Regions from separate parts of the Mus musculus genome. Here regions 2 and 3 are each linked to region 1. The links are chromatin loops, found by intact Hi-C in ENCODE. Cell type or tissue: heart. All regions are shown on one strand.

Evidence for each region. Peaks named below come from ENCODE experiments on the same cell type or tissue, not always from the same donor. Only the 100,000 strongest peaks of a DNase experiment are listed, where the experiment ranks them.
Region 2: a loop joins it to region 1, with 4 times the contacts of the local background. A loop is called at or near these places in 7 of 42 quality-filtered maps.
Region 3: it touches region 1 in a loop (3-fold over the local background); 6 of 42 quality-filtered maps call a loop at or near these places.

What each region holds. Positions count from the first base shown.
Region 1 is chr16:95,856,546-95,864,545 of GRCm38, forward strand. All of the region lies in intron 1 of 1600002D24Rik (RIKEN cDNA 1600002D24 gene), which reads right to left. Among named protein-coding and RNA genes, the nearest start is that of Gm32130, 58 kb to the left of the region's middle. In heart, no CTCF peak of the experiment used is centred here; DNase peaks (open chromatin) are centred at 3,766, 4,926, 6,226 and 7,716; H3K27ac peaks cover 4,538 bases.
Region 2 is chr16:95,941,774-95,949,773 of GRCm38, forward strand. No RefSeq gene overlaps it. Among named protein-coding and RNA genes, the nearest start is that of 1600002D24Rik, 17 kb to the left of the region's middle. In heart, a CTCF peak has its summit at 3,846 (motif pointing left); a DNase peak (open chromatin) is centred at 3,888.
Region 3 is chr16:95,743,465-95,751,464 of GRCm38, forward strand. No RefSeq gene overlaps it. Among named protein-coding and RNA genes, the nearest start is that of Ets2, 45 kb to the left of the region's middle. In heart, a CTCF peak has its summit at 5,887; a DNase peak (open chromatin) is centred at 6,907.

The sequences.
Region 1 (8,000 bases):
AGATCGATGATAGATAGATAGATAGATAGATAGATAGATAGATAGGTGATTGACAGATGACAGATACATAAATGGGTGTTATTAAGTAGTCTTAGCCCATCCTTTATCATCATTTCAATCTATACTTTCGACAGTTAACTTCTATGTCGCCCCTCCCCCCAACTCCCCACATCCCAGGTGTGTACCCTGATCAGTTCAGAATGGCCAGTCTGTATTCCATCATTTCCCATCCTGTTCATAGACATATGCACTTAACTTTATACCATATTGCAACTATATGAAATACTAGTAGTATATCGCATTTGTGGTAGTGAGAGAAAACACCCCAATATGACCACACCCTAACTCCTGAGACCTGTGACTGTGTTACTTTACACGGCACAGAACCTTCACCTCAAGTTGGAGACGTGGAAGTGGTGTTAGGTACTCTCCAGGTGGTTCCAGGTTGATCACATGAGCCTTGAGCTTCACACGCTGTACAAGAAAGGTCAGAATGGGGAGGAAGAAGCCATCTGCCAGGAGTGTCAGAGTAAGTTGGACATCAAAAGAAGAGTTTACATGAGCGTCGCCATGATATGAAGCCAACCTAGGCTGTGTCAGGCTAGCGAGGGATATAACACCAGACCTCATCTCAAAAATACCACACAAATAAATAAATAATTAAGGAGAGGCTCCGGCCTGTAATTATTTCATTTGATAGTGAAATCCCAAGACACCCTTCTTGCTGCTTCTAGGTGGAGTTCTGAGGCTGCCTTTTGGCGAAAAGCCTGAGTACTCCGACCCACTCCCTGAAGATAAGCAAAGCTAACTAAGGCTAAGAGGAAGGTGCGGGAGATGCAGAAGGCCCAGCACGACTTTCCTCATGCTGCCTGGGAACCAGGGGATGGAAAGGCCCACACAGGTACAGAAGCCACCCAAAGCAGTTAGGCTGGAAAAAATAGGGTATGCCCAGGGAAATACTGGTCCCAGCTGGTGGCCCAGAAGCCAGGCTTGCTGCTGAATCTCCATAGCTAATCACTGATACTGCTTCTGACGCCCAGCCCAAACCAGCTGGGGCAGGTATATGAGTACACTGAGGTTCTAATGGCACTGTCAGCTGACTGCCTTGGACCCTGGGTCACAAAGAAGCGATAAAATACAGAAACACTCTGCTGATGGGGCGAGGGTGATAAGATAAAATGGGTGGGTTGTTTCCCTTGGAGGATGACAACACTGTGTGGCACATTCTTAGGCAACCTCCATGTTCTTCACAGGTACTGGGTATGGTTGCCCCTGGGCCAGGCTCATGAGTCATAACGTGGGCCATGGATTGCCTTCTCAGGAGAGAGAGGAGAACAGAGTCTCTCAGGCATTCATATACATTGGGTGATTAATCTTTCCAGCAGCAGGTTAAGCATCTGCTAGGGTATAGAAGAAAATGTCTCATCTTGCAAGGTGTTAAGGAAGCCATTCAGGGTCAAAGGTTATGTAGGTTAGCTTAGGTCAGAGCTCACATGACACGTGGGGGCAGTGGTATGCCCCGAGTGGGTGCTGTTGCTATTCCTCCATACCAGGGCCACCACCCAGGCAGTGTAGCTTCAGCTGTGGTAAAGGTAGGAGTAGGAGACAAGGGTCTAGCTTCATTCTTCTACGTGTAGACATCCAGTTTTCCCAACACCATTCTTGAAAACGCTCATTCCTTCGTGTGCATTTCGGGGGTCTGTCAAATATCGAGTGGCTTTATGGGTTCGAATCCGGGCTGTGTATTCTAGTCCGTTCATCTATGTGTGTGTATTGTACCAAAGCTGGGCTATATTTATTGACATGTCTCTGTGGTGTAACTGGAGATGAATAATGTAATACCTCCACCATTATTATTTTTGCTAGGGATTGTTTTGGCTATCCAGGGTCTTTGTGTTTCTATGTAACTTTTAAGGTTGGTTTTGCTTTCTGAGAAACATGGCAGCAATAAGGGTTTGCACTGAATCTGTAAATTGCTTTTAGTGGGAGGGTTACTTTTACCCTAACAATTCTACCAATCCATGGGCTGAGAAGATCTTTCAGCATCTAGTGTCTTCTTCAATTTCTTTCCTTGGAGTTTTAAAGTTTTTGGTTTAGGGGCCAGTATTCTATTTCTCTTTTGAGGCTATTATAAACAGAACCGCCTCCCTGGTCTCTTTCTCGGTGTGTCTGTTGGTGTATAGCAAGGCCACTGATCTTGCTATGTTAATTTTGGATCCTGCCACTCAGATGACAGTGCTGACCACTTTTCTAGTTTTCTGGTCGAGCCCTTAGGGTCTCACCTCAAGCGTCACATCCACCAACAGGTTTATTTTTTTTACCTGGTTTCCACTTATGGCTCTCTTATCTCCCTTTCCTACCTCTCTAGCTAAGATTGGAATGGAGAGAGCAGGCATCCCTATCTTGCGTCTGATCTTAATGTATCTGCTTTGAGTTTTTCTCTGGTTAGCATAATGTTGGCTGTGGGGTTGTCTTGTGTGACTTTTGCTATGGTAAGTATGTTGCCTCTGACCTTAGTATCCCTAGGATTTTTCAATCATGAAAGAATGTTATATTTGGTCAAAGGCCTTTCTTGTATCTATTGAGATCGTATGATTTTTTTTTCTTTAAGCCCACTTATATACATTATGTTCTATTCATGGATTCCATATGTTGACCTATACCTGCAGCTCTAAGATAAACAAACTTAACCATTGTGAGTGATCTCTTGGATGTGTGCCTATATTCAGTTTGCAAGTGTTTTGTTGAGAATTTCTACATCTATGTTCAACACAGATAGACACTGGTCTGCAGCTGTCCTGAGGAGTTGGTATGCCAGCCATCATAGAGTCAGTGACGTGGTCAATGAACCACTGTCTGGAATGGAGACAAGGCTCTGCTGGGTGGTGTGCTTGCTTGCTCGGCACACTCAAGGCCCAGGTTCAATTCCTAACACACATAAACTATGTACAGGGATACAGGCCTGTAACCTTTTGGGAGGTGGAGTCAGGAGGATCAGGAGTTCTGTGTCATCCTCAACTATGCAGTGAGTTTGAGGCCAGCCTGAGCTACATGAGGCCAGCCTGAGCTACAATGAGATCCTTTAATCTATCATTTTCCATTGTGATTGTTGCTGTTGTTATACTTTTATAATTGTTGTTGTTGTTATACATATGTGTATATATGTACCATATATATGTGTGTACATATGTATGTGTACATATGTATGTATATGTGTGTATGTATGTAAAATATGTATATATCTTCTAAGAAAGAACATTCCTAAAGAAGCAGAGACCTTTTGGCTCTTGCCAAAAGTGTTTAACATTCAAGAAAGTCCAACTTTTAACCAAACTGGTCCATTTCTGGATTATTTTTAGGGTCAAGGCTATGATAAGTCCTAACACTCAAACATACAGCTCAGAAATCTGTTTATAACATGTTAACTAGGCTGCCGTGTTTGGGAGGGAGAAACAGGGTTCAAGAGAGGGCCAGAGATGGATGGAGTCATCCTTCAGCCTGAGCTGATTACAGCGGCAGGCAGTACCAGCCAGGTCCAAAATAAAACTTCCCTACCCAGGGACAGCAGAACTCACACTTTGAAGGTCCCTTGTGAGAGAATGGGAGAGGGAAAGGCTGTGAGGAACTGGATCCAAGGTCCACTGACATCACCTAAGTAGACAAAGGGACACTGTTTGCTTCGAGTGCTAGAGCAGGTGTTTGAGCCGTCCCAAGGCCATTCCCAAACAAGGTAACACGGAAAGACAATAGGCTGGTGAGGAAATGGCGTGACCATGACCCCTGTTGCTGCCTCTGAAGCCCTTCTCCATTTATGGTTTTGTTCTGGGAGGGCTTGTTCCCTGGAAGCTGAGTTGGGGACAGGGCCCTGCCTCCGTGATATGAAATGCCTTATAGAAAGAAGTTGTTTTCTGAGACCTCCATGCCCCAGAAACATTTGGCACCTTCAAGTTGGGGTTCAAGGCCAGTGTGAGTCACATGGCTGGTTACATGGTTTGTCTTCCGTCTTCAAGTCAGAGTAGCATGTGGCACAACGGTTATGATTCAGGGAGGAGGTGTGGGCAGCTTGATCTATCCACGGTACAATCTGACCCTCCTGTCATGGTCTAAATATGGAGTATCATGCCTTGGGAGCTCAGTCTCTGGCTGGTGGTGTAATTTGGGGAGGTAGTGGAAGTTTAGGAGGACTACCTGGAAGAGGTGGATTATTGAAGATGTGAAAGACATCCTCTCTACTTCCTGGCCACCACATGGGGAGCCCCACCCTCACTCCTGTCACCACAATGTCCCGGTCATTGCCCGCCCATCTTAGTGTGTGAGGGAACTGTGGGCAGAAGCTGTGGGACCAGAGTTCTTTCTACTTTCACGTCGTTTCTCTCAGGTTCTTGTCACGGTGACAAGAGTCTAGTGCAACCAGTCCTTGGAGAGATGAGAACCAACCAAGGACGTCAACATTAAATACCACAATCTCGACAATCTCGGCTAGAGGGATTGCCCAAACAGCAGCATTCGTCACCAAGACAACCACATCCTCACTGTGTGCTCTAGTAACTGTCATCACATGTGAGGCTGTGTTCTTCCCACAATCCCATGTACCAGAGCCTCCCATAACCTGGCCAAGGACACACATTTGGTCTCTGTAACCACTGCTTGGCATCCCCTCTGCTCAAGAAACTAAGGCAGCCGGGAAGTGTGTCCTGCTTGAGTTGCATAGTTGGTCGGGGCTGAGCTCTGGCAAAGCAGGTCTCTGACTCCAGCTCCCCTTTGCAAAGCCTGGGTCATCAGCCGGAAACTGATCCTCTAGGACTTCCCATGGCTTCCTCTCTGCTGGAGCCAGCTCTCTGCTCCTCCCCTCTCCCTTATCTCTGGAACACAGCCTGAGCGCAAAGGAAAAGGGTCTTCACCACAGCCAAGATTCCCATCTGACTTGGAACGTGAGCCAACGCTAGGCTTCCTCTCACGTTCCTGTCCTAAGGAGGCCTTGCCTTCAGCTGCCTTGGCCCCACAGCGGAAGCCAGCACGGAGGAAGATAACGGGAAAGGCTGGGCGCCTGGGGCCACTTCCCTACCAGATGCTAGAACACATCTCCTGTGCGTTCTGACAGGGTGCCTGAAGAAAGGGCTTCCCAGTTGGATTCGTTTCCTAGGGCCACTATGATCCATGTAATGTTTCTGTTGTCCTTAACCTACAAACAAAAACAAAACAAAACAAAACAACAACAACAACAAAAATCCATTCCCTCCTAGTTGTGGAGGAAGGAAGTCTAGAATCAGGATGTTCACAGGGCAAAAAAAATCAGAAGGGCCCTTCCTGGCCCTCCCAGATTCTGGTCACCTCTAGGATGCTGACTTGCAGCCACACAGCCTTGCCCTCTGAATCCTTCCCCAACATGGCTTCTCCTGTGTTCTGTTTTCCTAAGAACACCAGTCATTTAACCAATGAGGTACCATTCTAATAATTCAACATGACTTCATCTTCCAGGCAGGGTCACAGTCAGAGGAGTTTGAGTGTACATTATTCAACCCATCTAGAGGCTTCTATGCCCATCTCCCCTGAACATGAAACCTCAAAACAAGTAGGTGAATACACATCTCAAAGGGCAGAGGCAGCCTCCAGAATCCAAGAAGAGGCCATTGACCATCTGTCAGGAAGGCTTGAGGGAGCTGAGCCTGGCTTCCCATGCCTCTTCCTGCCCCTTCCTTTCCGTGAAAACCTCTCATCCCTCCATAGACCAAGAGCTAAGACTCCTCCATTCATACAGAAGAAGATCACCACCTTCCATAGCCACAGAAGTCTCACGGTGGCTTGCCACAGATAACCTGAGCACATTTCCATACATACAAATGTAACCCAGTGCCCCAAAGCTATGAGGCAGAGGTAGGCCAGGGTGGCATGGGACACTCCATGTCTGATTTTTGTCTATACCTACAGGGCAGCCCATGATGCTTGCCTGCTGAGGTCTACTGGAGACATATTCCTGTAATCCCCAGCGCACACTCCCTCAACCCAGAGGAATTCCCTTCTTGAAGATTGACTAGCAGCTAGTTTTCTTACAGTCACATGACAATGCAGAGGCGCAGGAAGTCCGGGGTAGGGAGTGGGGGATCCTGGCTGGGCCTCTAGATTTTTGACACATGGAGCAAGGCCACCGGTCACTGGGAACATAGAAGGGAGATATTGCCTACAGTTTGTGGGCAATATGGTAAAAAGCTCTTCTCAGCCACACTCCAGCCGTGCTTGCCAGCTGACCTGCTTCCCCAGAGCCCTGCCTCAGGCAGGAAATGGTGTGAGGGTAGATATCAGCCACCAGGCAGGAAGCCCCACCCACAGAAAGGGCAGCAGGTGCCTGGAAAGAGTCCACTACCTTGCTCTGGACTTGCTGAGTGTGAGGTACAGAAGACCCCACCCATCCCCCATTCTCTACTTCCTCTAGTCAAACAGCAGCCCCCTCTCTCCAACTCACACCCTTGGCCATGAGTTTTGCTTCCTTTCTCATTCTAGGCTCCCCCACCCCACCGCACCCCCAGTTTCCAGGGATCCCTCAGCAAAATGACACCCAAAGAATAAAGAATTCTGAGCCAAGGCAAGCAGTGTGCTCTCCCCATCACCTCCTTTTGCCCTGAAAATATTCCTTTATTTAGCTGGCACTAAATTTAGGTCCTGGCCAACAGAATAGAATGAAAGGAAAGCTTACCCAAGCCTCCCACCCCATCCCGTCTCACTCCCACCTTCCCCTGCCCCAGAGAGGCCTGCCAGCCCACTCCTCCATGAGTACCCTTTCACCCATAGCAGAAGACAACCACTGAGAGCCTGGTGTTGGGCACCCTGCGTGTGTGGCTCCCCAATCACAGAGTTACCTCCTCATAATCCCTCAGGGTCTAGAATATGAAATTAAGAAGCATCTGCATATTAATTAATGTTTCTTAGATCTGCACATTAGAGTACTGTTTCTTAGATTGGCTGTGCTTCTATAGCTGGGCATTTTCTGGTTACGGGGAGCTGTTGTCACTTTTATAATTTCACTTCAGCGACAGCATAGCTATAAAAATTAATGTACTTCCAGTTCATAGTTCCATAGAATAAGCATATCCTGGGGGGGGGAGGGGTGACCCCTCAGTTGTGTGCTTAACGATCAAGCTTAAGAACCTGAGTTTGGTCCTTAGTATCTGTGCAAAGCACTGGGCATGGTGGAGCCTGTTCATAATCTTGGTACTAAGAGTGGAGATAAGCAGACCCCTGGGGTTCTCTGGCTAACTGGCTAGCCTAGCCTAATCCACAAGCCCAGGTCCCTAGTTTCAAAAAGATGAAGTGGATGAGCCACGGACAGACACCCCAGATGATCTCTGCCCTCCACACATATGCACATATACACAACATCTAATTTAGGGTTTTAGACATGAGAACACACCCATCGTCTTCACCCTTTAAGTCTGATCCTCGCCTCATTCAGACTTAGAGGAGGACAGTGCTGGGCTCTAACCCTGAGGCTGCCCAGCCATGTCAGTCTCCCCAGGCACCCATCACAAGCTCCTGGCCCTTGTCCAGGCTTCCCAAGGCAGACACTAGAAGCAGCTACAGTTCCGTGACAACTGAGGCCGCGCTCCCTGTTGCGGCCTGAGCTTCAGCTGGTCACACTGGAACCCAGTAAACTGCGTCATGCCACACATAGTTCTATGAACCTACAACATTCCCGCACACGTTTCACCCTGCAGTGGGTTCCTCCGACCAGTCAGATGGTGGCTACAGGCCTGCAGTTGCTCTTGTGTGATGTCGTAAAGGCTGTCCCTAGAGCTGACGTCATTCGTCATTCGGTAAGCCCTCATCCTCCCAGATGACTCTGAGATTGAAAATAACCAGCAAGCCAAAGCCCCTGCTGTGTACCTTCCTGTCACACAAAATTGAAGCCCAGGGACGTGAGGTGATTTGAGCAAAGCTACAAACTTGTTAGAGCTGGCTTAGAGACAGGCTTTCATTCTCTGTGTCCTTTCCCTGGGACAGTGGCT
Region 2 (8,000 bases), 85 kb after region 1:
CCCTGCAGGCCAAGTGTGTTCCCACGTGCCTTGTTCCCACCGTCCTACTCAGCCAGCATCTTTCCTCCAACGTCAGGTCAGTTTCATACTTAGATCTCTGCAACATGTCACTGGAAAGTCACCTCTCATGGGATGGAGGATTCTCCAAGTTCCACACTACATGAGGAACAGAAGTGGGTAGAACATCAAGAACCTCCCTGAGGGAGGGGGGAATCCTTCACAGGGGCAACCAGCAGTGATAGGGATAGCCTGCCTCTGTCTGATGAAGGGTCCCAGACAGGAGAAGAAAGAAAGCAAGTACCGCCCTCACCCCACATTTCAGAGGTTGGGATATGGAGTCGATTGAAATCTTCAGAAAGAGGAGCTAGTGAGACAGCTTGTGGGTAAAGTCACTGTAGCCAAGCCTGAAATCTCAGTTCAGTCTGGGCCCGCATGATGCAAGCAGAGGACCAGTTTCTGCAAGTCGTCCTCTGACCTACGTATGCGTACTTCGGCATGTGCATGCATATATGCACACAGCACACACACACAACACACAGCACAATGCCCACCACACACATACACACACCACATACATACAACACATACCACAATACCCACTACACACACACACAACACACATATACACACCACATCACACAATACACACCACATACAACACACATACATGCCTCATACCACACCACACACACACACCACATACAACACACATACAACACCCTTACATACCACATATCACATACAACACACACATACAGACCACAAACCTACCATACATACACACTAGCACAACATACACCACACGCACACACCACATACAACACAGTTACATACCACATACCATACCACACCACACCACACCACATACACATATCACCACCACCACACAGACACAATAAAAATAAATCTTTTTTTTTTAAATTAAACATAGAGGCTGAAGACATGACTCAGTGGTTAATAGCACTTGCCAGTCTTACAGAGGACCAGAGTTCAGTCCCCAGCACCCCATGTCAGGTGGCTCACAAGCATCTGTAACTCCAACTCCAGAGGATTTCTGCTGTCTTCCGGCCTCTGTCAGCACCTGTGCCCATGTGCTCATATGCACAGGCACATGCACACACACATCATTAAAAATTAATTTAAGGGGCTGGTGAGATGGCTCAGTGGGTAAGAGCACCCGACTGCTCTTCCAAAGGTCCGAAGTTCAAATCCCAGCAACCACATGGTGGCTCACAACCACCCGTAATGAGATCTGATGCCCTCTTCTGGTGCGTCTGAAGACAGCTACAGTGTACTTACATATAATAAATAAATAAATCTTTAAAAAAAAAAAAATTAATTTAAATCTTTAAAACATATATATCGTGGAATATATATTAGCCTCTCAGAACGTATGAGCCAATACTCTGCTCTCCCAGAGGTAGGGGGAGGGGCTGTGCAGTGTGATCCCAATGAGTCTGAGAAAGTGCCCAGACTGGCCATAAAGGGACTCAGTGCCCCAGACTGACCAAGGAGCCCTGGGGCTGGGAAGCAGTAACTATCCCTTCCTGGTAAAGAGCCACATGGGAGAAGGAAGACCTGCCTCGGAGAGGTAGGAGCAGCCATCTTGCAGCCAGACAAAGCGGCAGCCATCCCAAAGAGACAGCAGCAGGAATAAGGAAGAAGCCCCGGTCTTTGAAGTCCGCAGTGAGTGAGTTGCAGCAGGGTGAGGCATGTGAGGTATGTGCTGTACTGACTTGCTACTTAAGCCTTTTTGGTTGGGCTTACTCGTGGCTTACAGTCTTTAGCACCCAGCGGATATCAACTCTTACCCCCTCACTCGGACAGAGGCTTTCTGTCCGCACCTGCACGCCTCACCTCTGCCTTCCCTGATCTGGCTTCTGATGAAGCCTCTTCCTATACTTTGTCACCTTCTCCCTGTGTTCTCATGTGGTTGTCCCCTGTGTGGATCCAGATCCTGACCCCACCTAAAGGGACAACTGTCATGGCTGATCAGAGACCCTGGACAGCCTCATCTTAATCACTCTTTCCATGTTCCTGAGTAGTGTGTGTGTGTGTGTGTGTGCGTGTGTGTGTGTGTGTGTGTGTGTGTGCGTGCGTGCGTGTGTGTGTGTGTGTGTGTGTGTGTGTGTGTGGTGTGTGCTGTGATATATGTGTATGTGGTTTGTATGTGTGGTATAGATGTGACTGTGTATGTAGCGTGTGTGTGGTATGGTATGTGTGTGTGACCTGTTTGTGAAATGTGTACAGTATATGTATGCTACATGTATGTGTAATGTGGTATGGGTGTGTATGTGTAGTGTGGTGTGGGCTGTGTATGTGTGTGTGTGGTATATGTGTGTGGTTTGCATGTGTAAGTGCTTGTGTATGTGTGAGTGTGTGTGATCTGTGTGTGTATTGAATGGGGTGCAAGCAGGCATGTACCAGAGTATGTGTGTGGTATGTTGCACCAGGGAACAACCTCAGATATTAGTCCTTATCTTCCACCTTCTTAGAGACTGGTCTCTTGTATGCCATACACACCAGGCTAGCAGTGCACACCAGGCTAGCAGTGCACACCAGGTTAGCAGTACACACCAGGCTAGCAGTACACACCAGGCTAGCAGTTCACACCAGGCTAGCAGTTCATACCAGGCTAGCAGTTCACACCAGGCTAGCAGTGCACACCAGGCTAGCAGTGCACACCAGGCTAGCAGTACACACCAGGCTAGCAGTGCACACCAGGCTAGCAGTGCACACCAGGCTAGCAGTTCACACCAGGCTAGCTGGCCTCCAAGCTTCTTGCTGCTGTCTCTGCCTCTCATCTCACCGTAGGAACATTGAGATTATAGATGCAGGCTACCTTGATGGGCTTCTGGGAATCTGAAGTCATGTCCTCACACTTGTGTGGCAAGTCCTTTACCCACTGGGCCATCTTCCCAGTCCCCAACCCATGTACCCTTATCACGTGTATAATTTATAAAGTAAGGCTTTATGAGGGAGTGGCTTGCATACGTCACACAGCTAATGCAGTGCAAATCTGAGCATCCTGCTACCCTTGATACCACAGTGACGACACCAGACCCCACAGGTGACTCCTCTGAGTAAGGGGCCCAGACCTGTGTGTTGTCCCAGGCTGCCCAGCAACTGTCATGTGTTCCGGGCAGAGAACCTCCTTTCTAAACTGGAACCTAATCTGTGGGGCAGTGTCCCCTGAACCAGCAACTAACTATCCAGAGCACATCTATTCCAAAGATGTGTCAGAAAGGGCAGGGGGATGACTCTGTGGATATGGATAAAGTGCTTGCTGCAGTTCATGTCTCTAGCACGCATGTAAGAGCCAGGCACAGGTAGGTGTGATCCGAGAGATCCAGGGGCTGCAGTGGTTAGCCAGGCTACCAGAAAACAAACTCTAGGTTCAGTGAGAGACCCTACCTCAAACACCCGTGTGAAGCGTGATGGAAGAAACCCCTGAGGAGCCAGAGAAGGGCAGGGAGAGAGAGAGAGAACACGAGAGCATGGACCACTGACTGCTGCCTGTTCTCGGTGTGTTTACTATAAACAGAGATCGTTGATGTAAACATGGATATGCTATGGTGCTTTATTTTTAACTCTGCTGGGAAGGTGGCCATAAGCTCGGTGACTCACTGCAGTGTTCAAACTGAACGTTTCCTCACATCCCCCAAATTATACCCTCTATGTGGAATCAGAAATCACGGGCTCAGAGAACAGCCTTTATAGTACACGGGTACAAAGAGCAGAAAATGCGTAATGCCTCACACCTAGAAGCCAGTCCAAAAAAAAAAGGCGCCCAACGCCCGTATTACAACGCACATCTAGCGCCACCTTGAGGACAAGATGTGAAAGTGACACTGGAGGCCCAGAACCCAAGCCAACTGTGGGAAGACGGATTAAATAGAAACACAGCCAGCTGAGGTCACCACTGTCTCAAGGCTCCCATGAAGAAACAACAGTGCTGACTCAGTTCGTCCTGGGCCTCTCTTGAATTTTCTATCCAAGAAATACACGCTGTGTTTGCAAGTTGCACCAGAGCTTGGTTGGTGAAGTGGGGGATGGTGCACCCATGAACAGGGGCTCCGGCGGCCAAGTGGAGATGCTAAACCCTGTGCATGCCTTTGTGTGGGCTGAGATCTGTTTTCAGCGGATTACTATAGCACCCAACACCATCCAAAAAATGTCAGACAAGTTGACCACAGCAATTAAGTTGTCTGCCATCTGCGAGGGGCTTGGCTTACAGCTTACTGAAGTTAAATATATTTTGAAAAGAAAAAAAGCCAAGTTTCTCAATGTTTTGCCTATCTGTCAATCTCAACCACGTTAGCCTTGGAGTGTCTGAAGGGAGGATTGTTCTCCCTCAAGGAATCGTTTAGCATTGGCATGCTGAAATTTCAGAACACAAGGAGCACTCCAAAAATGAATTACTCCTTGAGAAACCCCGATTCTAATCTTGGGGTTGGCAGAGCCAAAACCCAGCTAGAAAGTGAGCCAGGCTGCAAGATGAAGGTCTTCTATCATCACCCCAGATGACAAGTTCTTTTCCAGAGGAAAATTTCCCTGCATGCAAACCCAAGCTCACATTCCTGCCTCTGTTTCTTCAAGCCATAGAATTATCTAAAGGTGACAGTCAAACTCACAGTGCGACACTCACAAAAACCTTTACCCTCTGAGCTGCATCTCCAGGCTGAGCTGTAGGAGAGGAGGCTGGATCATCTGTAATCCTACTATATACCTGCCCAGAACCAGCCAGATCCTTTCCAGTGGCCCAGCTTTGACCAAAGCAACTTTTCATTCTTCTTGGAGGCAAAGTATCCCAGGACCAAGAAAAGCATTGTTGAATGTTGAATGTTTCCCCTCTGCACAAGGCTAGGAAGACAATGTGACTTTCTCGGGTGATAGATGGTAAAAGACAAAGCAGTATGTGGTGCCTCACATCTGCAATCCCAGCTCTTTAGGGATAGGAGCAGAGGGTTTAGAGTTCAAGGCCTGGATTACATAGAGAGACTCTGTCTCACAGAAGAGGGACAGAAGGAAGTTGATGTGGCTGGGGAGGGGTGGGGGAATTATGGTGGAATGCTGATAAACTGATTCCCTAGGAAGAAAATCAAATCCCCTATGTGAAGCTGTTTCAAGTTCCATGATGTAAGTATGCCTACACTGGCCAATGTCCAGCCATTGATAGTTTAACAGTCAGGTGGCAACACTCCTAAATCCTCAACAGCTATTTCCCAGAAGCTGCAGGAGCCAGCCTTCGCTCAGAAGTATCTTGGCAGAATGGAGAATGACCACCACTGCCCATGTGCTTAGTAATTTGTGTATGTATGCCAATAGGTCAGCCAGCACTGATCAAATGCCAACAGAGACACTGGAGAATAGAAGAGAGTCTTCCATTAAGACCCTCGAGGACAATGGCTGGTTTTATTGCTTGTTTGATCTGTTCAGAATACTCTCTCCCCTTCTGGATACTTTGCTTAAAAAAAAAAATCAGACCATGGGAGGAACATGGTGCCAGGTGTTTACACAGCATGACCCTGGGCTGAGACATGGTATAGACTGGAGCAGACACTGATGGGCAGGAAAGCACTGTGGGGACAGCCACTTGAAATAGAAAGTCACTTCCCTTGATTCAAAAAGACTAGACCTAAAGGAGAGTCAGGGAGAGATAGAAAGAGAGAGAGACAAAGATATATATATATATATATATATATATATATATATATATATATATATATAGAGAGAGAGAGAGAGAGAGAGAGAGAGAGAGAGAGAGATTTACACAGCAAGCACTCTAATGACTAAGATGACCCTGCCTCCTCCTTACCTGTCAGCCCTAGTCTTTAATTTTGTAGCTCATGAAAGTGACTTCTATTCTTTTTTTAAAGATTACTTATTATATACAGTGTTCTACCTGCATATGTGCCTGCATGCCAGAAGAGAGTGCCAGACCTCATTACAGATGGTTGTGAGCCACCATGTAGTTGCTGGGAATTGAACTCAGGACCTCTGGAAGAGCAGTCAGTGCTCTCAACCACTGAGCCATCTCTCCAGCCCATGATTTCTATTCTAAGTGAGAGTCCACACAGATTTATAGTTTTCTTGCCCATCCTGCATGTCTACTAACTATTCCACATGCACGCACGTGTAACACACATACATACGCACACTCATACATATAAATATACACAAACACATACACACACTCACATATACACAATTACACACATATAAACACAGTAACACACACACATAGCACAGCACAAAGAAGCCAATTTTCTATTCTACTTAAGGAAAAACATATTACCTGCACTATCAGAGGAAATGGACCCAAAATATTATCAACCATCCCTTCCTTATAGCCTTCCTATCCAGACACTATTCCATATGCATTCTCTGGTTTCACGCAGTGTCCTGACACAGTCTAGGATATCTCTATAGATGGGGCAGTTGAGGCTGCTAAGATCCCCACAGGAAAAACAGAACCAACACCAGATCCTGATAGGAGTGCGGTGTCTGCTTTTCTGGCCTTAGAATGTGCTACATTGAAAGGCAAGGAACTGGCTCAATATAAAATACACTGTTTATGCAAGTGGCCGCAGGCTGAAACATGGCTTAGCTGACATGGGGACCCATTCTGTGTCTCTGGACTTCTGGAGAAGGATGGGGGTAGAGGGGGTTAAGAGAAAAGTTTTCCTCAAAGTGGCTATGTGGACCTTAGGGAAACTTTAGAGTCAGTAAGAACTGAGAACTGAGGTGTTGTTCAGGGCTAGAGTGTTCAGTTAGCATGCACAAGGCACTGGGTCAGTCAGCAGTAACCAAGGACTAAGGATATCATTCAAATAGAGTTGATCCTGAGCATGTACAAGACCCTGGCTCCACCCCTGGCCCTGCAGCAAGCTATCACCATCTATCTGATAAAGGGACTCCAGACCACCACAGACATGCAACCTCGGGCACAGGCAGCACAGATACTTTTCTCAAGGACTGGCTCTTGGTGGGGTGGCCTTTGCAAGCAGCCGATCACAGCCCGGGAGATGCTGATGCTCATCTGAGCTGACCTCCAACTCCAAGCGATGTCAAGCCTGCTCAGCCACACCATCATTTTCATGGGTTCCTCCTCTCTCACAGCCACCCCATGCTTGTGCCGCAGGAGTTTACATTTCTGTCCAGAATACAGGAGCCAAACTGGCCACCTCATGGCCCCCAGAGAGAACACTGCCACTAGCTACCACACAGTGTGCACTCAAAGGCTGAGAGTTTAATGAGCGCCTTGTTTGCTGAGAGCTCTGCATCCTCTGTCCATAAAACATGAGCCCTCTATCCTCTGAAGGGATTGGTCAGCCTCAAAATTGCACAGTAGAGCCAAACAACCACAGCTCCCTCCCAAGGCAAGAGATCTCTGCCTGGGGCTGCCCATCTCTGAATTCCACATCTGCAGACACCACTCCACTAGGTGGGACATGCTTTACCACTCAAGACAAGAGAGCCATTAGGCATGCTCAGGCTCTGGGGAACTGGGCAGGTGTCTGAGTCCCGCTGGACTTTATGCTGCAACTGAGAGGTGTGTGTGTCCCCAAAATATGCCGTAGATGGCATCTGTGAACTTCACCCAGAATCTTACTTAGTCTATTTTCAACTGCTACAGCTAGATGCCTGAGATTAGAAATGTTATAAAGAAAAGAGGAGTGCTGGCTAGGTATAGTGGACACCTTATAACCCCTGCTGGGCAGATATCTATCCTCTATGTTATTAGAATCTACTTTCCTAACAATAACCCTGAGCTATTACTTACTAAGTTTCATCTGAGCTTTTCTTAACTCCAATTGGCCAGTCCTCAGGGCCATGTTTTCATGACTCACCTAACCCATGTCAGCTTCCTTCCTCCTTCACCTTCCTTCTCCCTCATGGTTTTCCTCCAATTCCCTAGCCCAGGAACGCAAACCCCACCTATGTCTCTTCTGCCCAACTATTGGCCATTGGCATCTTTATTCACCAATCAGAAATAA
Region 3 (8,000 bases), 110 kb before region 1:
ACTGTTTGTTTGTTGAAACTTTCAGTTGTGTGTGTGTGTGTGTGTGTGTGTGTGTGTGTGTGTGTGTGTGTAATGTGGAAGTGCTCATACCATAGTGCACATATGGTGGTCAGGGGACAACTTTGTGGAGTTAATTCTCCCCTTCCACTTTTCTGTGGGTTCCAGGAATTGAACCCAGATCACCAGGGTTGCGCAGCAAGTACCTGAACCCACTGAGCCCTCTCATTGGCCCCTGTTTTCTCGTCCTATCAGATCTGCCCACTTCCCCTTGGGCTCTGGCTGGTTTTGCTTCCATCTTTGTGCACACTGGGATTAGTGTTATTTCTCTGTGATTCTCTGGACCTCTGTCAGAAGGAACCATCCCTCCTCCCTGTCACTTCCCGATGCCAGCAGAATCACATCTGCTTAGTTTTGAGTATTTGTGCTTGTGTCCCTTCCTGGCCCTTTGATTTTTCCTGTCTTTACTGACTCGTTTAAAACTAGGTTTTGAGTAGCTCACCCTTGCCCATCTTCTGAGTATTTTTACCATCATACAGGCTCAGCCTTTTGACCAGAGTGTTACCAGTGTGCATCGTGTAGTTACAGGACAGTCGAGTGAGTCTGCCATTTTGCTTTCCTAAATCTCTGTTTCCTAAATGGGAACCCTTTCTTCCCATTCTAACTCTCTTCTGGGGTGGATGCATAGGCTCTATTTTATACGTACTACTGGGTAAAAAGCTATACTCTCTGTGTTTAAATGTGCATAGTCTAAGACACACTCATTCTAAGACACTCAACCCTCAGCAGCTCAGCCACTCCACAGGTACTGCAGCGTCCTTAAAATCTTATGCTTTTGCCAGGTTTCTGTTGGGCTGCTTTATTTCTCATGTAATTTTAACTGAAAAATATGTTTTTGCTATTTCGCCTTACATTTTAAGAACCTTTTTCTAAAAGCAAGGTTTCACTGTGTAACCCCAAGATCTGCCTGCCTCTACTTCCCTAGTGCTGGAATTAAAGGCAGGCACCACATCTGGCAAATCACACCTGACAGAGCACACCTGGCAGATCACACCTGACAGAGCACACCTGGCAGATCACACCTGGCAGATCACACCTGACAGAGCACACCTGGCAGATCACACCTGGCATATTTTAGGTGACTTAAAAAGTTAAGTTCACTTCTCTTATGTGGGGAGTGTGTACATACATGCTCACATACAAAAGGTCAAAGGAGAACTTCTTTTCTCCTACCTTACAATCCTAGGATTATTCATATTGTCACCTCTGGTGGCACCTTTGCCCGCTGAGCCACCTCCTGACCCTTAAGTAACTTTAAAAGAAAAATTTTAACAAGGCAAACATTTCGAGTGTATCCATCCAAATGCTTGGCAGCACAGGGTAGTCTTTAAATCATGCAGCCATAGGTTTTGTATTCCTGTGGTTTAAGGGACTTAGTTTAAATTTACTCTCCTAAATTTACAGTGGGTCCCTAGAAGTGGAGCAGAGCTGGTGTTTATTTCCAAACTATTTTGCTTCCATTGCCAGACGGTTATTTTCCACGCGTATACGATTACAGGCTACTAGGGCTTATTTACTATCTGTCAGTCTGCTTAGCATTTAACACAGCCTGGTTTTCTCTTTGGCGTTGCATGGTTTCTGAGAGAAATCCACGGCCACTCTTATTCTCTTTGCACAGATGTTCCTTTTCTCTCTGTGCACACGAGAATTTTTCTATCCTTCTTTTAAGCTATCTTATTATGGGGTTTTATAATGGACTGTATACATGTGTGTGCGTGCGCGTGCGTGTGTGTCCTATAGTAGGCTTCTTAGGTGCTTAGCTAAGTGATTTTCATCATATTTGGAAACACTACGGCCATTATCTTCTGCCTGTCCTCTTTGGTGTCTTCAAGGAACATTGTAGTGGAGGACTTTAGCTTGTCTTCACATCACTGAAGTTCTCAGATTTTGAACTCTTCCTGACTTACATTGCATGGTGACAGGTTTCTTGACCAGCGTGTGACCAAGTCGTCTTTTTGCTCCTTTCTTGTTTGGGCTATACAAGGTCTGGAAGATGCTATGTATAGTTTGATTTGGGGTGCAGACAACTCTGGGTTTCTTTATAGGCTGCAGGGCTTCACTTGGGAAGGTAGCTAAGTAACCTGGAGGCCAGATGCCTAGAAGGCCAGCTTATGCTTTTCCAGGGGAAATCTAAAGCAAGGATGCCCCAGCAGGGTTTGATGCTGCCCCCAGTGGGAGTGGCTTCTCCAGGCTGTTCTGTATGGAGCCTCTGCTCTGACAAGTCAGAATTTTAATATCCTTCCACGGGGCCTGGTCCTTGAGTTATCTTGTCGCTCCCTGGTCATTGTCTACCTATAGATACTGAGGTTCATGCTGCAGAGGCACAAACTGTAATACTCAGCAAAACCCACAAAAGTCCCCATGCAAATTTTGCAGCTATTGTTTTGAGTAGCTTCCTTCTGTTTGGAACTCTGCTCTGTAACTTTTTCATAATATTACTTTTACCTCCTCCCTGAACTGTCATGGCTACCTCTTCAACTCACTGAAGCTTCTGGGCTCTGCTTAGGATGCAACGTCTGCATCTGTCATCTGAAAAATGCCTCAAGATAGAAAGCCAGGCACTTGTAGAGTTTAACCTTCAGTTTGCCCATTATTGAGGCTCATCTATTATTGGGGCTCATCTATTATCAAATGCTCCCTAAGGGTTCATTTATTAGGGGCTTGGTCTCCAGAGTGGAGACACAAGGTATGTTGAGACTGCTAAGGAGTGGGTAGAGGGTACAGCCCTCAGAAGGGATTAGTGTAGCTCCCTTGGGATCTTTTTCTCCCAAGACTGAAAAGACTAACTCTATTTTAGAGGAGGAAGAGTTCCAGAGGGAGGGTAGAGGACAATTCAAGGATATGAGCAGAGCGTTATATACACGTTGCAACCGAACTCACTGTTTTGCACAACCCTTATTAAGGTTTCAATTTGGAAAAAAAAATGAGTGAATCCAATTTCTCCCATATTCTGGTTTTCTTTCTTGCCATGAGATCTCTGTCTCTCACACAAAATTCCTCCATAATGCCACTTATATTGATATGAGACTGTGCCCTAGCCTAGGGAACCCTCCTCAGAAGAAGGCAGTGCAACTACCTGGATTTCAGCCTCTCTAAACTAAATAAACCTCTTTCCTTTATCCGCTACACCTCAGATGCTACATTGTAACAATGGGAAACAGACTAACAATAGCACCAAACTATCTACAGTGCATTTCTAGAAGAGCTGCCTAGTCTGTTGTGTCCAGATGTCAAGTAGTATGTGAGGCAGGAAGCCTGGGTCTTGTTATTTCCTCTGGGTCAGAGGGCAGCAATGTCTATTTTTTAAGTTAATTTGCGTCAATGGTTTTTTCTCCCTTTGTGGGTTTTTTGTTTGTCTATCTGTTTTGGGATCTCTCTCTCTCTCTCTCTCTCTCTCTCTCTCTCTCTTAGATTGGCTTCTGTGCCTTGTATTTTTTAAATTAAATTTGACTTTATTACAGCTAATGGTTTTTAAGTTCCTAACTCTTTAACCTTTATCTATTGGTAGGGTTTAAATATGCATGTTCCCCATAGGCTCCTAGTTTCAAGGCTTGGTCTCCAGCTGGTGGTAGAGGTGGGGCTAGGTGAAGAAGTAGGACATAGAGGGTATCTCAATTCTGGTCCCTTCTGGTCATCTCTGCTTTTTGCTTCCAATGCACACTCTTGCCATCCTGGTATTCTGCCTTGCCTCAGGCCCAGAGCTGTGGAGCCAGTTAACCTGGGCTTGAAACCTCTGAAATCGAGAGCCAAAAGTAAATTCTCTCTCCAGGGTTTGTCTCAGGTATTTTGCCACAGCTATCTGTGCCATCCCCTCTTATTCTGTGCCCCTCTCTCCTATGTCCCCCTCTCCTGTGCCCTCTCTCCTGCACCCCCCTCTATGCCACCTCCTCTCTTTTTCTTTCCATTTAATTTTAAAGTTGCAATATGGGACTATGATCTCACATTTTGTTTTAACTCTTAGGCTCTATAGTTAAGTTAGGACTATACCTCACGCAATGGGCAGACTGTGAATGATTCTGGACCACATGAGCAATGCTCTGGGTAAGATCCAAATACTCCCAGGTATTGACACACCACAATTCACCTTTATAAAGCACACAGCCTTAAAGAAAACCTAATGCACCAAGAGGGTCTCCCATTCCCTGCATTTCTGTTGTTTGTGCTGGGAACTGAACACTGGGCCAAGCAAGCCATTCATCACTGAGCTGCGTCCCTAGTCCAGTTAACAATTCTCTCTGTGTTTCCCTGAAACCCTTGGCAATCACCAATCTGTTTTCTGTCTTGGGGTACTTGATTACTACAGAGTGTGATGCACACAGAACCAAACAGGAGCCGGCATTCTGTGGTTAGTGTTCTTTACTGAACACACAGGCTTCGGTTTCTACCCAAGCTGAGTGTGGGTTCAGTTCATTCTTTGATAGCCAACGATCTGTCCTGTTTTGTCTCTCCGTTCCTCATCTGACAGTGTCTGCCTTCTCGTCCTCTGGTTATGATGGACAGCGCTGCCAGGAACACAGGTGTACAGATGTCTGTGTAGACACCTGTTCTTGATGCTCCTGGAATGGAACCACTAAGTCAGATGACTACCCCAAGATCAGCTTCTTTGGGGAATTTTCAAACCGTATTTCAAAGCAGCTTCACCGCGAATGCTTATTGCTGTCTGTCTTTCCTTCTTCCTGTGAGCTATCCTGGTGGATAAAGCATGTCACAGTGTGACTCTTATTTGTGGGGGTTGTTTGGTTGTTTGGTTGGTTGGTTTGTTTTGGTTTTTGGTTTTTTGGTGAAGATTTAAACGCTCATTTATTTACAGAGCCATCAATTAATTCTCTTTCCTCAGATCAAACCTGTTTTTCTAAGACTGTTGCCTCTCATGTATAATCCCTCTTTTATTTCTAATATTAGCAAAGTGTTAAGTTTACTGTGGCATTTTCAAATATCCTGGTTTCTTGTCTCTCTCCCTTCACACTCGTGGCCTTCCTGTGCCTTTCTGTCTTGGCAGCCACTTTTCTACTTTGATGATACAGTTTCCTCAGCAGTATTCCCCCTTCTCACAGTCTCCTGCCTAATTTCATTAACTGTACCCCAAACCTCCACCCCCCCCCCCATATATACACATCCATGAGCCAGAACCCATGATGAAAGAGGCCCTGGAGTGTTTGTCTGCCTGAGTCTGAGTTAACTTTTCTCTTAGTCAGGGTTTCCATTGTTGTGAGAGAATACCATGATCATACACAACTTGGGGAGGAAAGGGTTTATCTTAGCTCACACCAGGTTCTCTGCTGTGTTGGTGAGCAGGATTCACTTTTCTGTAGATCCTTGTATTCTCCCTCAGAGACTAGAACCAAAACACTACTGAGTATGGTGAGTTTGATTGGGGAAGGTTTGAAGAGAGATTGTTGGTGTCACGTTTCATTTGAGAAAATAAATTTCTGTGGGGAAGACAGGTAAGAACCCTAGCACCAGGGAAACAAGGAATTGGTTTGTTTTATATCCATCTTTGGCAGAGCCACAGGAAGTCAGTGCCATGAAGGCTGGTACTCCCCTGTAGAACAAAGCTGGCATGGAGCAGCAGGTTTCTCTGCTGCCTTTCCTGCTGTCAGAATTCGGGTGTACCAGATGCTGGGAGGAATTCTAGCTCTGGAGTAGAATCCTTCAGTCAGATGCTGGCAGGAGACAAATGGGCATGAGCAAGGCCATCTATGGCCATCTGAGGCCATGGAAGTGGGTGCATCGGTTCCTTCTGGCTGGGTTTCTGAAGTCCAGTTCCTAGAAACAGATACAGGGCAGTAGCTGGAGGAAGGGGTTGAAGCGTGTGTGAGTGGATGTTTCCCCTGGTGGTGGTTGTTACATAGCAACCAAATACTCCCTGATCTCACAGAGATTCTGCAAGACTTATCACACCATCTGAAAAGTCACTCCTGTCTGGAGTGCGTTCTGCAGTCTGTGTTATGAACAGTGTCATTCTTCCATACGAGGGGTGGGGCAGTTAGAACACACTTTTCTGCAGAGAATCGAATCTAGATAAATGGTTCACAGAAGGCTTGTCTAAGAGGAAAAGTTAACATGCTACCAATTGGAATGAAACTCGAAAAAGTCAGAAACAAACCCCGGTGACTCAGAGGAGGGAGGGAGGCTCTTACACATGACTTACTATGCAGACCAGAGATATATTTGGCAATGGAAAGTTAGTACTGGAGAACTCAAAAATATTTGGCAACTGTTTGACATGAAATACTCCATCGTCAAACGATATCTGAAAATCAAAATCTGATCATTGAATGTGTACCTCCGAAACACAGCAGGCAGGGTGGGTAGCCTCAGGGGAACAAACTGTGGTAAAAGATCAAAGACTCTTGTAAGTGAGCATTCAAAGCAGGAGATGGCAGGCAACGTGCTGTACAAGAAGCAAGCTTTTCCTAACATGTGAGAGTCCAGCCCAGTGAGCCAGGGTTGATATCAGTTCTATAGATGAGGAGAGAGCAAACATTTGAAAAAGGACCACTCGATGAAAATGGACATTCTCTTTGGAAGCTCTGTAGTTGGTGGCATCCCCCGTGACACCCATAGGTGCTATAGCTGATGTCTATTTCTTCTACTTTCCTGGGAGAACCAGAAAGGCTGAGCAGGTCACAGCTGGGAGGCTCTGGCCAAGGAAAAGTTCAGATGGAAGGACTGTGAAAGCTCCTGAGGCTGGTGCTTCCAAGCCCAATCATAGATGGCTGCGAAGGTCCAGGCCTGGTCCCAAGCCAAGAGCGGAGCAAGAGCCTGCCGCTGAAGACATGTCTGGGGCTCCTGCACTTGGACACCATGTGAAGATGAACCTTCAGTGAAGGGCTCAGCCTCTCTTCCTCAGGCTCACAGATCTCAGAAAGAACATTAGTGAAATGTTAACATCAGTGTAAACACACATGCACACACCCCAAAATAGCGGAGGTGGGCCAAGGCGGGAGATGAAGAGATAAAGGGGCTTACTGAAACAGGAAAGCACTCTAAAGAAACCGAAACTCAACAGAATCAGTGTTTGGAGGAGGCATAGAGTGGAGGAGATTCCACTCAGTGTTTCATTCTTTAAAACCCTGTGTGCACATAACCAAGAAAACAGGGGCACTGAACATGTGGAAACCACAAGGATGAAATATTTCTTCCTTCGGCTCACCTAACCAAGAGCAAATAAAAAAATTAGACATTTCCAGGGGTGGGGGAGGGAAGAGATAGTGGGAGAAATGTAGACATGCAGGCCAGGGGTCAGCTGATTAATTCCCAACTGAATAAATCATGAGACCTCAGGAGATAGGAACATCAGATAGACAGTCGGTGGTATTCAAAGGCTGCTAGTGATGGGTAGTGCTAGATTCTACTTTTCAGGAATATTTATATATTCCTCTAAATTGAGATGCTGGGAGGGAGGGGCAGTGAGAGAGGAGGTAACTGGAGGCACAGAGATCGGAAGTTCCATGGTGAGCTGGTTCACAATGAGGCTGCACAACTCTCTCTAACACTGTTAAATAAACGTTTGAGAAATTAGTACAAGCAGATGACTTAGAGGGTAAAGATCCTCAGTGTACAAGCCTGGGGACCTGAGTTCCATCTCCAGAACTCAAGTAAAGGTGAAAGAGGGAAACTGACCCCACAAAGGTCTTAGACACACACACATACGCACACATTGCATGCACACGTGTGCACACATACACACGCACGCACATGCACACACACACACACACTCACATACTCACACATATACTCACACAGTGAATGCACACACATGCACACACACTCACTTACACATACTCACACACACATATATTCATAGTACATGCACACACATGCACACATGCACACACACATGTGGACGCCCAATTCGCCAGCAAGGAAGATGCCACGACAGGATTCTTCTGCACATGTTTATTGGGAGAGCTTGATAGAGAAGGCGAAAGACCCCCCGA